2 separate regions of the Homo sapiens genome follow, and region 1 is linked to region 2. A link is an interaction called in ENCODE POLR2A ChIA-PET data of the cell type or tissue named here. Cell type or tissue: GM12878. All regions are shown on one strand. Links, peaks and the distances in the headings refer to the core of each region. The heading gives the core; the rest is flanking DNA.

Region 1 (2,921 bases), core at 286-2,785, 160 kb after region 2:
GGATTGCCAAAGAAAACAAATTCATAACTCTTAGTGACTTCTTAAATGACAAGATTCACTAGGAACTCAAAATTATGGAGTAAAAATCTGCTTTTTGGTTTCTCCTACCTTTTATAGCTTATTGAAGTATAACTGACATACAATAACCTGCACTATTTAAAGAATACAATTTGATAAATTTTGATACATGGAACCAACAACACAATCAAAATAACAAACATTTCATTACCTCCCAAAGTCTCCTTGTATTCCTTTGTCATCCTTCTTTCCCATTCCTCCCCACAGGCAACTATATATTTGCTTTCTGTTACCATACATTTGTTTGCATTTTCTAGAATTTTATAGAAATGATTCACACAGTATGTACAGTTTTTTGGCCTCTTCCTCTTCCTCTTCCTCTTCTTCTTCTTCTTCTTCTTCTTTTCTTCTTTTTTTTTTTTTTTTTGGGATGGAGTCTTGCCCTGTCGCCCAGGCTGGAGTGCAGTGGCGTGATCTTGGCACACTGCAACCTCCACCTCCCGGGTTCAAGCATTCTCCTGCCTCAGCCTCCCAAGTAGCTGGGATTACAGGCACACACCACCATGCCCAGCTAATTTTTGTATTTTTAGTAGAGACGGGGTTTCACCATGTTGGTAAGGCTGGTCTTAAACTCCTGACCTCGTGATCCACCCACCTTGGCCTCCCAAAGTGCCGGGATTACAGGTGTGAGCCACCACGCCTGGCCTGGGTCTGGCTTCTTTAACTCACTCAAGTTAAAGGAGTGTGATATTTATCCATGTGGTGTGTATCCAGAGTCCATTCGTCTTTGTTGCTGGATAGTAGTCCATCATATGGTTAATCACAATTTGTTTATTCATTCACCTGCTGATGGTCATTGGTTTGTTTCTGATGAACCACCAATATCATTTTTTTTCTCACAATCATATCTCCCCATTTTACAGATGAAGAAATGAAAAGACTCTCAGAGGCCAAGTAACTTGTCTGAGGTACAAAGACAGTACTTGGAATATAAAGCCTTAAATTATTACAATGTTTGAGCTGAAAGGAATACTAAGGCATCTCTCTCTCTCTCTTGTCTTTCTTTCTTTCTTGCCCTCTTGCTCTTTCAACTGCTTGGTGTTGAGATTTGATTTGTGATCAACATGAATTATTAAGTATTTCTCTTTATTCAGGGTAAAGTCAGAAGGTTCTTCTTTGTCAGCTAAATGCTGGTACCCTTTTATTTAAATTCATTCCTAATATGCTCCTACCGTAGGAAAATATTCTGGAATGTTCTATCAGCCAAAGGTGGCCTTCTCTCCCACAGGAGCAGGAGTGTGTTGGAGCTTACTTGTGCAGGCTCATAAGAGCTGCTTGTTAGGTTTTTAAAAGCTAAACACGGTTGTTATACAAATTAAATAATATACACTTTCAATTAAATATATGATATTAAAAACAAAGTTGAAAACATTGTAAAAATTCATTGCTTACTAATTATTTTACTACATTTTACTAACACCTAGGCTTTTAAAGTTATTTTGTTTCTTCTTAATTCTACTTCCAGTGATGTAACATTGGTAGCTCAAAATCAGCCTTGGTGGGACTATTTACATGATGGAAATTGGCAAAAGACAAAACTCAAGGTGGAATTTATTATTTTGTTGATTGACTAGACTTAAGAACATGATAGAGAAAATGGTAATAATTTAAAATCTCTATTACATTGTGACTAGCACAAAAACCAATAAATTTTTTTTGGTATTTGAAAACCATTACACAATTTAGCAAAGAAATTGCTCACATCATTGATGAATGAGGTTCTGATAGATATCTTCCTCATTTTACTTTCATCTTATTCATTAACATAAACAAAAATACCAACCAATATTCAAAGCGAAACTACTTACGGAGCCAGGTGTTAAACATTTACCAGCAAACCACCGCCTTTGAAATTAAACCCTATGCAAAAAACAAAACAAAACAAAACCTAGCCTACAAGACTAGTTTCTGTTTAGATCTCATAGGAAATCAAAATCTCTAAGAAAAAAAAAAAACAAGAAAACAGTGAAATCAGAGCTGCCAATAGAAAATATTTAAAATTTGTTATAATTTAAAAATGGATAATACAATAAAATGGCTCAAAAAGGTATACAATAAAATTCTCTCTTACCAGTATCCCTCCGCCATGCAGTTCCCCTCCTCAGGGCAATATCTATTACCAGTTGTTGAGTTTTCTTTAAGAGATGGTCTATATATAAACAAGTAATATAGTCTATTCTTCTTCTGCCACCCAATTTGGTATACATATGAACCCATAAAATACTAAAATACACTATTTTGTACTTTGCTCTCCCCCCTTTAATATATCATAAAGCTCTATCCACATCAGTGTCATGGCTGCATAATAGCGTATGGATGTAGCATCATTTATGTACCTATTATTTAGCTACAATGCAGAGACACTGTAACGGTTTCCAACAGGACTTAATTTTAACCCATGTATTTTAGAATCTGTATATCTGCTGTACCTGGTTATGATTTGTTGTGTCTCTTCTCATTAAGTTATAGAAAGTGAGTCAATTCATGCAAACATCAGCACACATTTACTGAACACCTACTAGGTGACTTGCACTGTGAGGGATGCAAAAATAAAATTTTAAAACATGATTGGTCTTAATACTCCTGTCACCTAGCTTGAAATCAAGAAAATAAGAGTTTAATAATGATCCAGATAGCAGCCTAGGAACTGTCACAAGACTTCACCTTTAATTAGCTTTTGAGCTTGGACTAGTCATTCAATCCTTGTGAACTTTTGTTTGCTCATCTTTAAAATGAAGATGACTATTCCTGCCTTGACCCCCTCTTTGGGTTGTTTTGAGGATTAGAGTGGACCATGTTTGCAAACACTAAAAGACCACACATATCTATGGGTACATGACCTC
Region 2 (2,921 bases), core at 118-2,617:
GGAGAAAAGTGAAATAAAGACTCTACCAAGTACATATTTTATACTTGACATCTGGAAATAATATCGTGAAATAGACTCTCACATTGTTGTGGAGTTCCAACACAATAAACTTAAGGTGATTTATACATCTTTTATTTATTTTATTTTATTATTATTTTTGAGACAGAGTTTTGCTCTGCCGCCCACACTGGGGTGCAGTGGTATGATCACGGCTCACTGCAGCCTCGACCTCCCAGGCTGAAGTAATCTTCCGCTTCAGCCTCCCAAGAAGCTGGGACCACAGGCATATACCACCACGCCCGACTCATATTTTGATTTTTTTTTTTTTAGAGATAAGATCTCCCTATGTTGCCCAGGCTGGCCTTGAACTCCTATGCTCAAGCAATCCTCCTGCCTCAGCCTCCCAAAGTGCTAGGATTACAGGCGTGAGCCACTGTGTCTGGACTATACATTTTTTAATAGCATTATTGATCCTGGCATGAGAGGAGAAAAAAAAATGCTGGTACTAATAATAAAATTGTTTGCAACGCAGCCAAAGTTCTTTAATATGGCTCTTGGCCCAAATCAAACAAGCAACAGAAACTCCCAGTCCTTTTTTTTTTTTCCTTCTTATGTTTTCACAAAATAGGAAAAATGAGGTTAAGCAAGAATTTTGCTCAGTTTGCAGAGGCAAAGTGAGGCTTGCCAGGGCCGGGTGCTGTTGGGGTGCGTGCAGCATATGACGGGGTGTCTCTAACACAGTGACTGAACTGTTCACCTTCTGAAGTGAGGCTCCTGAGTCACACCTGGGGCTGTCTTGATGAGTCACCAGCCTTCCAAAGTGGTTTTCTCTGGGAAGTGGCACTTCACAGTGCCACTTTTTTTTCCCACCCCAGGGACAAAACTCTGGTAAATGAATCCCTGCAGGAACCACGGGTATTACAGTCCTGATTTGGCTCATCTGCTCTTTGGGGCTGACAGCAGCTTTGCTTGACTCAGCTTCTGCCTGACTGAGTAGGTTCAGACAGAATGAGTCTGCAGAAAAGTCGGTGGTGCTCAGTGGGAAGGACGTGAGGGAGATGGATCACCACAGCTGGCCAGGGCAGAGGCACTAGGAGACCTTTCACATGGCTGCTGTGCCTACTGCTGCTAACTTAAACAAGTGGAAACTTCTTGGCAAGTCTGTGAGGGAAGTCGAGGATTAGAGCCTGGTAGTTAAAAATACAATCCCTGCCATTCATTCAGAATTCCAGAGAATGCTGAAATTTTTTGAATTGGCAAGTGAATGGTAGAGACCGGAACCATACACTGAAATAACTTCTCTGGTCTTGTATCATCTTTTATTAGAGGATCCTAAAAAAATCCCCTATTTATATATCAGTTATTATTTCTGTGTCATAGACTGCAGCTATGTTTGATGAGCTGCTTAAGTGAAAATCTGACCGGAAACTTTCAACTATAAATTCTTTGTGGTTTCAAAGAAGGATGAACTTTCTCATCTAACACATTTCTGCTGTGTGAAGAGTCACCTTTATTATATGGCATGAGTCTTTTTTTTTTTTTAATAGCTTTGGGGTTTAAACTCTGAATGCTTTGCTAATAGATGTGTCAGCTGTGCACATTGGCAGCTTGACTTTTACCTCTTTGTATCTTCTATTCTGATGCATTAAAAATAGCAGGAGATGGTGCCGTTTAGGATTTGGGCAGAATGGAAGAATCATTATAACCAATAATAGTGTTTTAAAAGCTGCCTTGGGACAAAGAATTATTAATTAGGGTGGTAGAAAGAATGACAACGTGGGAGGAAGATTGATTAGGGTTTCTAGAAATACAGTAAAACCTAAGCTATGTATCTCTTCAACCATGTGAAGAGCTATTACTTTATTTCTGATTGTCAACATATCGAAGTTCAAAAGCCGACTCCACATTATGCAAATAGACTGATAACGTTAAGCAGAGGAGATCAATGTACTGGATGGCTACTAATCTTAATATTGTCGCCAGGCGCGGTGGCTCACGCCTATAATCCCAGCACTTTGGGAGCCTGAGGCGGGTGGATGGCCTGAGGTCAAGAGTTTAGATCAGCCTGGCCAATATGGTGAAACCCCATCTCTACTAAAAATACAAAAGTTAGCCAGGTGTGGTGGCACACGCCTATAATCCCAGCTACTTGGGAGGCTAAAGGAGGAGAATTGCCTGAACCGGAAGGCAGAGGCTGCAGGGAGCTGAGATCGCACCATTGCACTCCAGCCTGGGTGACAAGAGCGAAACTCCGTCTCAAAAACAAACAAACAAACAAAAAACCTAATCTTAGTATTACAAACATGATCAGGTCGGGTTGCTAGTTTAGATGTGGGTGGTGAGCTGAGCATCCACTGCGATGGGGCTTCTACTGTCATGGGCTCCCTCTGTGATGTGGCCTCCCTTCTGTGATGAGCTCCCTGGGGTTTCTCCTGCAATGGGCTCCCACTGCAATGGGCTTCCACTGTGCTCAGCTCCCATTGCATTGTGGTTTTAGGTGACAGCAGAGGGACTACCTGGAGAAAGTGTGCATCTGGGCCTGGGAGAATTAGTAAGTGTGCATACCACCCCTGTCTTTGTTCTTGTGGTTAAGACTCATCTCTGGTGTTGGTTAGCAGAGCTAAGTACCGTTGGCAAAACAAAAGGTACTACTAAAAGAAATGTAAGATATGAGTAAGATATATGTCATTTCCTAGGTCTTGAAATCTAAATAAGATCACACTAATAGAATGTTTAATTTGATTTAAATGCAAACAGTATTTATCCCCAACATACAACGAGAAAGTAAACCACCTTTTGCATACTTGTATTCTAATTCCAGTTGAGGAAAATTTTAAAAGTTTAATATAAGTCTTCGGCAAGACTCCTTGCCATCTGGTACAGGATTAAAAATTGGCATAGCATTTGTTGTCTACTGACAG

Evidence for each region. Peaks named below come from ENCODE experiments on the same cell type or tissue, not always from the same donor. Only the 100,000 strongest peaks of a DNase experiment are listed, where the experiment ranks them.
Region 1: POLR2A ChIA-PET joins it to region 2 with 5 read pairs; 2 of 35 experiments call an interaction of 5 or more read pairs at or near these places.

Annotation. Positions count from the first base shown.
Region 1 is chr3:149,416,326-149,419,246 of GRCh38, reverse strand. No RefSeq gene overlaps it. Among named protein-coding and RNA genes, the nearest start is that of TM4SF1-AS1, 40 kb to the right of the region's middle. In GM12878, for the core only: no CTCF peak of the experiment used is centred there; a DNase peak (open chromatin) is centred at 1,846.
Region 2 is chr3:149,579,968-149,582,888 of GRCh38, reverse strand. The region is part of intron 2 of WWTR1 (WW domain containing transcription regulator 1); the gene reads left to right. Among named protein-coding and RNA genes, the nearest start is that of WWTR1-IT1, 71 kb to the left of the region's middle. In GM12878, for the core only: no CTCF peak of the experiment used is centred there; DNase peaks (open chromatin) are centred at 909 and 1,431; H3K4me3 peaks cover 1,257 bases; H3K27ac peaks cover 1,993 bases.